Regions from separate parts of the Homo sapiens genome. Here region 1 is linked to region 2. The links are chromatin contacts, found by Hi-C in ENCODE. All regions are on one chromosome and are shown on one strand. Each heading gives the region's core, a stretch centred on a gene start or an enhancer-like site at or near the end of the contact. The rest is flanking DNA. Distances are from core to core; before and after follow the strand shown. Region 1 holds the start of SLC35A4 (solute carrier family 35 member A4). Region 2 holds the start of DDX46 (DEAD-box helicase 46).

Region 1 (3,997 bases), core at 646-3,145, 5.8 Mb before region 2:
AATGTCTTCTCCACGTTGGGCACAGCATATGCCTGAGCCGCATAGATGCCAGTGCAGGTGCCCACAGCAAAGCCCAATACTGCTGATGCCCTCAGTTTGGCCACCACATAGCCAGCCAGGAATCCCTTGAGGAACGGGGAGGACAACAGCGAGCCATCCTGCAGAGAAAAATGCAGAAGGAAACTTAGCTAGGCTCCTTCCTGACTGTCCAGGGGCTACTCAAGCTGGGATTAGAGCATTCCACCACCAGCTCCTCCTCACCCTGGACAACCGTGGTATTTTCTCCAGATTTTTCCCAAGGTTCTGGGGCCAGAAAAAGAACCAAGCAGTTCTGATCACACAATCTCAGAACCCTGGGGTCAGAAAGCTCCAACCATAGAACTCCACCGCCACACAAGGTCAGAGATGCCCCTAGCCCTGCCGGTTTCTCCAGCCTCATTTCCTAGCATGCTCCCCAACTACTGTAGCCAAATGGACCTCCTTTCACCCCTCATGTTTATAATGCTACTTCCTACCACAAGGCCTTTACATATGCTGTTCTGCCTGGAATGTTCTTTCCTCCCCTCTTCACCTACTTAACCACTACTTAAGATATTAGTTCATGTGCCATTCAGAAAAATTGTCCTTAGGGTGACTGAGAATAGGCCCTCAATAATCACTTGCTGAAGAAATCTCTACCATCCATTTAACACTCTCAAGAGCATGTTGGGCAATAAAGCCTAAGGCAGGGGTGGGGTGGGACAGTCCTTACCTGGCCCACTCCACTGTTGACTTCGTCTTCTACACGCCGCTGCAGGCTTTCCAGCTGGTTCTTGAGAAATGCCAGGTCCTTAAGCTTAGGCAGAGAATCCTAGGACAAGCGAGAGGCTGGCTCCAGCAGTCTGACTAAGCCCCACCCCTTGCTCAATTCCATCAGAAGCTGGGAATTGGGAGGGGATGGGGTGAGCCAGAAAGACCTTTTCCTATAAAAGCTTCCTGAGATGGCAGTGGCAAAGAAAGACAAGCATTGAAAAGCACAGAATTCAAATGAGGGCCAGGAAGGGACTGACAGATGGGATCTGAACCAGTAACTTACATCAACCTTGACAAGAATTTTATATAGCAAGCAGTATGTAGGAAAGGCAGGAGGGACAGCTAGGGACCTTTAATTAGGTCCATCAGGAAACCACTACTGACTCCATTATGAGCTCCTTGAAAGTCGTGACCAGTCTGTCTTGGCTACTATGTTCTAGTGCCTGACATTTAGTAAATGTGTGGGTAATGCTGAGCTTCTAGACCAATGGTGAGTAATGGACCGAGGCAGTTTCCTGGACAATTTTATTGTCTTGGTTCCTGGATGGGCTTTACCTCTTTCTTCCCAAGGACATCCCAAACTGAATGTGAGTGACTGGATGTGACTGAGAATGACAAAAAAGACTGTCGGCAAGTGTGTAAGTAAATGGACTGAGTGATTTTGATCGCATATAAGTATGAAATTCAGAATGTATGCAAAGGAGTGTTTGAATGAGGGTGGTGTGAGTGTCCGTGTGATTGGAAACATCGTGTCACTGGGAAGAAAATTTCGGGAGCTAGGGAATGGGGTAAAGTGAGGAGTGTTTAAGGGTGAATGTTTTTGAGTCTGTGCTAGTAACGGGTTCGTGATGGTTCCCAGGAGGGGACATCTGGGGGATCCACGGCTCCTCCCGCCTCGCCGAATGCTCTCCCCACACCACTCCACACTGTTGAGGCAGTTGACAGGAGCCGCAGAAGAAACAAGGGACATCCTCACTCCTGAGCCGCTCCAGAGTCGCTTCTCCCCGGAACTAAAAAGGTCAAGGAGAGTGAAGACCACGCCCGGCTGCAGATCACCCCCACGGCCACTCACCTTGTCATCCGCCATCTTCCCCGCCGAACTTGTTGCGCAGGCGCATCCCCGCCTCCCTCGTGCCGACTGCCCCGGCCATCTTTACGGAGGGCGAAGGCACTTCCGGAGCATTTTTGGAAAGGGGGAGGTGCTTTCCTAGTGGCCAAGTACGCCTCTCTCAGATACTTCCACGTGACCCCCTCCCGTCGAGTCTCAGGCTGCGTGTGAGCGCACTCACGACCGGGGCGCGATGATCTCACTCGTGCGCGAGTGCGCGCGGCGCATGTTCGGCGTGTCGGTCTTCAGGCGCCTGATGAGTTCATAGTTGGGCGGTGGTGTCAGCGGTTTCGCTGGCGTTCGTGGGCCTCCCCCGGACCCACACACGGAAACACGCAACCATTCGGGGATCCAGACGCCCGTTTACACGCACCACCCCTGGGCGGGCTGTGCGGCTCAGGCCCTCCCCCGGGACCGGCCCGTGTCCCGCCCCGTGTCCCGCCCCGTATTTGTGCGGCGCCAGCTGGCCCCGCAGCCTGCGGCGCAGAGAGGCTGGGCTTGCAGGCGCAGTAGCTCCAGAGGTCGCGCTGGGCTGAGAGTGCGGGCCGGCAGAGGCTGGCGGGGAGCAGCCGGGGTTATGCTGGGCAAGGATTACATGCTGGCCATCATTCTGGTCAACTGCGATGGTGTGCACGGAGGGGCCCGGTGGGAAGACCAGGAGCTGAGGGAGGACGAGGGAATCCGAAAGGCTACTCTGGGGCTCAAAGACGGTGGGGGATACCTCTCTGTGTAGGGACCAGGGGGCGAATGAACCCGGTCTTTACATGTGATGTCTTCAAGATTGAGGAGCCTGGATCTTCAGCCTAAGAACTGACCCATTTTGGGGATGGAGAGGGGATTATGACAGCATGTTATTCTGAACTCACAAATCATATGCTCCCTCCTCTCTAATCCGGTGTTCCTGTAGATGACTTGTGGGGGGACCACAGTCTGGAGGTGGAGGCTGGCCTGCCTCCTGGCTGGAGGAAGATCCACGATGCTGCAGGTACTTACTACTGGCATGTACCCAGCGGTAGCACCCAGTGGCAGCGCCCAACCTGGGAACTAGGAGATGCAGAGGACCCAGGCACGGTAGGTAGAGTGTGAGGAGGAGGTCTGAGCCCATGTGTGGACCTAGGTCTGCTGTTAAACTGACTAACTCCCACTCTACAGGGAACGGAGGGGATCTGGGGACTGCGGCCCCCCAAAGGGAGATCCTTCTCCAGCCTGGAGAGTTCACTGGACCGGAGGTAACGGGTGGCCCAGGCAAAATGAAAGGCTTGGGGTTCCATGGTGTTCAAAAATGCAGCTGGACCCATGGTCTGCTTTCCAGCCCAGGTTCTGGATTCTGTCACATGTTTTGGGTTCTGTTACGTTCTTGGCTCTGTCCCAGGTTCTTAACTGTCAGTATTTTGAGTTTTATCCCTTGTTCTAAGCTCTTGTTTGTAGCTACATGTTTTTCATATTCTTGGTCCTAACCTATCATGTTCTAGACCTTGGCCATTAAGTCCTCTGTTCTAGGGTCTCTTGTCCCACTTTGGGGTTCTGGTCCACATATTGGACCCTGTTCTATTTTGTGACTTTTATTTTTTATTTTTTGAGATGGAGTCTCACTCTGTCATCCAGGCTGGAGTGCAGTGGCACGATCTTGGCTCACTGCAACCTCCGCCTCCCAGGTTCAAGTCATTCTCCTGCCTCAGCCTCCTGAGTAGCTGAAACTACAGGCACATGCCACCATGCCCAGCTAATGTTTGTATTTTTAGTAGATATGGGGTTTCACCATGTTGGCCAGGATGGTCTCGATATCCTGACCTCATGATCCACCCGTCTCAGCCTCCCAAAGTGTTGGGATTACAGGCGTGAGCCACCACTGCACCTAGCCTTGTGACTTTTATTCTATGTCCTGTGTCTGGGTCCTATGTCCTGAATTTTCCCTCAAATTCTGAGTCACACTTTATGTTACGTTAATATGTCCTGGGCTCTACCCTGCTCTGGTTTTATATTTCTGGTGCTATATTCTGGGTCTTGCCCCTCATCCTGTGCTTATCAAGTTGTCTAGGCCTCACCAGTGTCCCTACTGTAGGAAATGTGGTCCTCTTAACAGCTCTGCTCTGTTTC
Region 2 (4,345 bases), core at 750-3,249:
AGCCTGGCGAAAGAGCGAGACTCTGTCTCAAAAACAAAAACAAAAACAAAAAAACAACCAAGTAATACCAATTTCACCTCTGTAATTCCCTTCACATTATATCACCTCCACAGAGTTCCAACCGTCACTATTCTATATCAGACATATCTACCTAGGAGATTCTTAAAGACTGTAGTCTTCCTGTTTCTATTACTTTTCCATTAAATCTTACTCATTGCTGCTAAGGAGAATTCTGATTCTATTACACACTTTTTACTCAAAATCTTCAAAGGTTCACAAACAAATTCTGATCTTCAAAATCTACAATCCACCCGCTTTCTGGGCCCAAGTCCTATTCAGGACCTACCTCCTACTACTTCTCAAAAAAGATAAAATCCCTTCATGAAACCTACATATGCAGAAAAATTGGGCTTTTTAGCTATTTCTCTAACACCTTGCGCCTTCCCACCTCTAAGCCTTTCATGATTCCCTGAACAAACCTAGAGCACAGGCCATGCACACCAGAGAGGTAAAGGAGAAGGCTGACGGGCTAGAATGGACCTTCTTGTGAAGGGCCTTGAAGGCTGTCATAGAGTTTAAATTTCATCTTGGAAGCAGTAGAAACCAATGGAGACTAAGTCAGGGGCATGCCATCATCTTATCTCTACTTCAGAAGTGTCACTCTGGCTGTAGTGTAAGGGATCTAACAATTAGGAGAGCAACAGAGGAAGACAATCAATTCAGAGAATCAATTTAAAACAGATGTAGTAGTCTGGACAATAAATAATTAGGGCCTCAATTAAGTCAGGGACAACCAGAATGGGCAAAGGATGTAGAATCTAACAGGCTGTGGGTAGTGAGAGAGAAGAATGAGTCAAATAAATATCACTTTCAGATTTCTGGTCTGGACAGCCTTCCGGAGATTTAAAACACCGTCACAGGAATTTTCTGTAGTTAAAGAAATATTTTTTATCTTCATCCAGGTGATGATTACACGGTTTATATATTTGCTAAATTTCATCAAGCTTTACCCTTACGTTTTGTCCATTTCCCTGATTGTTAATTGTACCTCAACAAAGAACTGTTAGCACTAACAACAAAAGCCTTCATTGTTCCTAGACATAAAATATCTTTCAGTCATTGCTAAATACATAGCAAATAGTCATTTTTAACATAAAAATCTCAAGGTTCCTAACAATCTATCAACAATCTAAAGTTGTGATGAGATCTAATGAGTTCTAATAAGAGCTCATAGTCCACAACTTCAAAAGGACAGAAAAGCAGGTAACAAAGTTACCTGCTTAAATACGAAATCTATTTGCGAAGTAAATGCCCACGCAACAAGTATTTATTGTAGCCCAGTAAAAGCCTAGTCGTGTATAGTGCTGTCGATGCGGTAAAAATGTCTGCCCACACGCTCCTTTCAAGTAACTTGGGAAAAGATCATACGCGCACAAAGAACTAAAATACAGAATGACAGGAGTCGAGGAAATGTTGGAAACGCGAAGCAATAAGCAATCCAACTGGGATCACTTCTGACTGAAGTAATCAGGGCAGGCTCCCTTGAAGTGGCGGGATGTGGTGCCCAATCACTAACGTCCTGGAGGGTTGTTCCCGCTCCAGGGGCTCGAACCCTCTGATGGTAGTGCAGGGGAAGCCGTCGCTGGCCCAAACACAACCATTCCCTCAGCCGAGGTCCCCCAGCCCTTCCAATGCTCGCGGGGCAGCGCTGACCGCACGTGGGGCCGCGCCAGGCCTGGCCCGGCGGCCACCTCAACTCCCGCCTCTTCTCACGACCCCAAGAAGCCGCTCGCCCGCTAGCCCGCTCGGCGCTCTGCCTCACCGTGACTCCCGACCCATGCTGCCGACCGCGGGAATACTGGTGCCCTTGAGTACCACGCACAGGCGAACCGGACAAACAAGGAGGCTGAGCTGCCCTCAACGCCCGGCAAAGACCAGCGCTAAACACTAGCAGCACCTACAGCTGTGGCGGCCATCCCAGCGCGGCCAACGAAAACAGGACGTGCTGGCGCCGGCAGCCGAAGGAAGAGAAAAGCCGACCGGAAGCTGCCGCTCTTCCACAGCGCCCCACCTCGACTGGAGGACGCACAGCGCCGGCCCCATCGAAAGGTGATGCCTTCGCCCCGCCCAGTCTTCCCGGCGCCCGCACCACGCCCGGCTGATTAGTGCGATGGAGCGCAGCGCGTCAGCCTCGCCGGCCCGTGAGGGTGTTTCGCGCCAGAGCCAAAGAGGCGTCCTGGGCAGGCTGATGTCTGCCTTAATTTGCGCTAAATAATGCGGCAACTTTCTCCGTACACGCTCTTTATTCATGTATACATTCACTCATTTATTTATGTTGTCATATGCCAGGCTTGTGCTAGATCCTGGGGAGCTCACAGTCTATCCGGGAAACAGATGACTAAAGCCAGCACAGTGGCTCACGCCTGAAATCCCAGCACTTTGGGAGGCTGAGGCGGGAGGATCTATTGAGCCCAGGAATTCAAGACCTGGGCAACGTAGCCCTCGTCTCTGCAAAGAAAATAGTAATAATAATAGACTTGACTAAAAACACAAGCAGAAGTAATACAGCAAGGAGAGTCCACCATTGGAGACGGATTCAGAAAACACGTTTCCCTTGGAAGTGAACTCTGAGGTGAGATTTGAAGACCCGGTAGGTGTTAACCTAGTAGAGAACAAAGAGCTAAAAATACTTTGGCAAAAGATTAGTTCTCAACATTGCTTGCACTGGGAAGCTTAAAAATAAAACAAAAAAACAAAAAAAGGGCCAGCCATGGTGGCTCATGCCTATAATCCCAGCACTTTGGGAGGCCGAGGCAGGAGGATGGCTTGAGCCCAGGAATTCAAGACCTACCTGGGCAACATAGCGAGACCCTCTACAAAAAATAAGCAAAATAATTAGCCAGGTGTGCTGGCACGCCTGTGGTTCTAGCTACTTGGGAGGCTGAGGTGAGAGGATCATTTGAGCCAGGGAGGCTGAGGCAAGAAGATTACTTGAGCCCAGGAGTTTGAGGCTGCAGTGAGCTATGATGACTCCAGCCTGGGTAGCACAGAGAAATCTCATCTCTAAAATATTAGTAAATAAAATAGAAGCCTGGGTTCCACCCCTATGTTCTGATTTAATTGGCCTGGAGTGCTTCTTGTGCACTGGGAATTTTTAAGCTTCCCAGGTAATTCTGAAGTACAGTCAAGATTGAGAACATTATTCGAGAGTTTGGGCACCAAAAAAATGTATATGTATTGTCTCATGCAACACACACAGAAATGTTGAATTTTTTTTGTTTTTTTTTTTTGAGACGGAGTTTCGCTTTTGTTGCCCAGGCTGGAGTGCAATGGTGAGAGCTCAGCTCACCACAACCTCCACCTCCTGGGTTCAAGCGATTCTCCTGCCTCAGCCTCCCAAGTAGCTGGGATTACAGGCATGCACCACCACCCCAGCTTATTTTGTATTTTTAGTAGAGATGGGGTTTCTCCATGTTGGTCAGGCTGGTCTTGAACTCTCGACCTCAGGAGACCTGCCCGCCTCGGCCTCCCAAAGTGCTGGGATTACAGGCATGAGCCACCGTGCCCGGCCATGTTGAGTTGTTTTTGCAAAAAGCTATAATGGAGTTGGAGAAAGGCTCATATTTTTACTTTACTTGCCTCTGTACTATTTTACTTTCTTACACCTAAAGATGATGGAAAAGTTCTGTGTCTTGATTTTAGTGGTCATTGAATAGATTTGCACATTTTTCAAAATTCACTGAACTGTACCCTTTAACTGTACATGACTTATTGTATGTAAATTTTACCTCAACATAGTTGATTAAAGAAAAAAAGCAAACCAACGAGTGACACTCCAAGATGAGTTTATGCTCCCCACGCCCCCCGTGGCTTGCTGCCCACCTGTGGTAGCTGCGAGAAGCATTGAAGAGGGATAGAGACTGGAGGTTCTGGCAGTCCATGCCAAGGGTAAGAAGGCCTGAGCTAATTAATGAGTGACAGGATGGACACCAAGGAGGGTTAGGAATCCCCCTGTAAATTGTTTGGATGTGGGCTGCAGGTAGGGAATGTGGATTTCAACCTAAAAGACATAGAAAACCACCAGTGGCTTAAACAATGAAGACTGAGAAGTGATCAGATTCTGGGTGTATTCTGGAAGCAGCTCTCAAAGCGCCAATAGATAAACTGGATGTGAGCTATGACGGAAAGGAAGGAATAAAAGATGACTGCCAGGTTTTCAACAGAGCTATTGTGGACTGTGGTGAATTTGTGGAGATGAGAAAAGCATGGAAGCAACAGATTTAGTGGAGGAAATAGAGAAAGTCATTGAGTTTGTTTCAGTCATGTGATATTTGAGGTGCCTACT

What was found. A loop is a pair of places that touch in the nucleus more often than their neighbours do. Pooled maps may share reads with other maps.
Region 1: a loop to region 2 is called in a pooled map, with 6 times the contacts of the local background. The contact joins the promoter of SLC35A4 here to the promoter of DDX46 in region 2. A Hi-C loop is called at or near these places in 2 of 50 pooled maps.

The regions. Positions count from the first base shown.
Region 1 is chr5:140,562,726-140,566,722 of GRCh38, reverse strand. SLC35A4 (solute carrier family 35 member A4) reads right to left here and starts at 1,895. Exons shown (of 3, transcript NM_080670.4): 1 at 1,865-1,895; 2 at 752-850; 3 at 1-158. APBB3 (amyloid beta precursor protein binding family B member 3) reads left to right here and starts at 2,125. Exons shown (of 13, transcript NM_133173.3): 1 at 2,125-2,526; 2 at 2,808-2,971; 3 at 3,053-3,129. The coding sequence starts at 2,478. It overlaps LOC131768270 (SLC35A4 upstream open reading frame protein), which reads right to left and starts at 1,895. Exons shown (of 3, transcript NM_001394034.2): 1 at 1,865-1,895; 2 at 752-850; 3 at 1-158. The coding sequence starts at 1,879. It overlaps MIR6831 (microRNA 6831), which reads left to right and starts at 2,972; the gene lies at 2,972-3,052. RefSeq lists enhancers at 1,818-1,937, 1,693-2,299, 2,908-2,967 and a silencer at 2,258-2,437.
Region 2 is chr5:134,756,433-134,760,777 of GRCh38, reverse strand. DDX46 (DEAD-box helicase 46) reads right to left here and starts at 1,999. Exons shown (of 23, transcript NM_001300860.2): 1 at 1,823-1,999. The coding sequence starts at 1,839. RefSeq lists an enhancer at 1,735-2,224.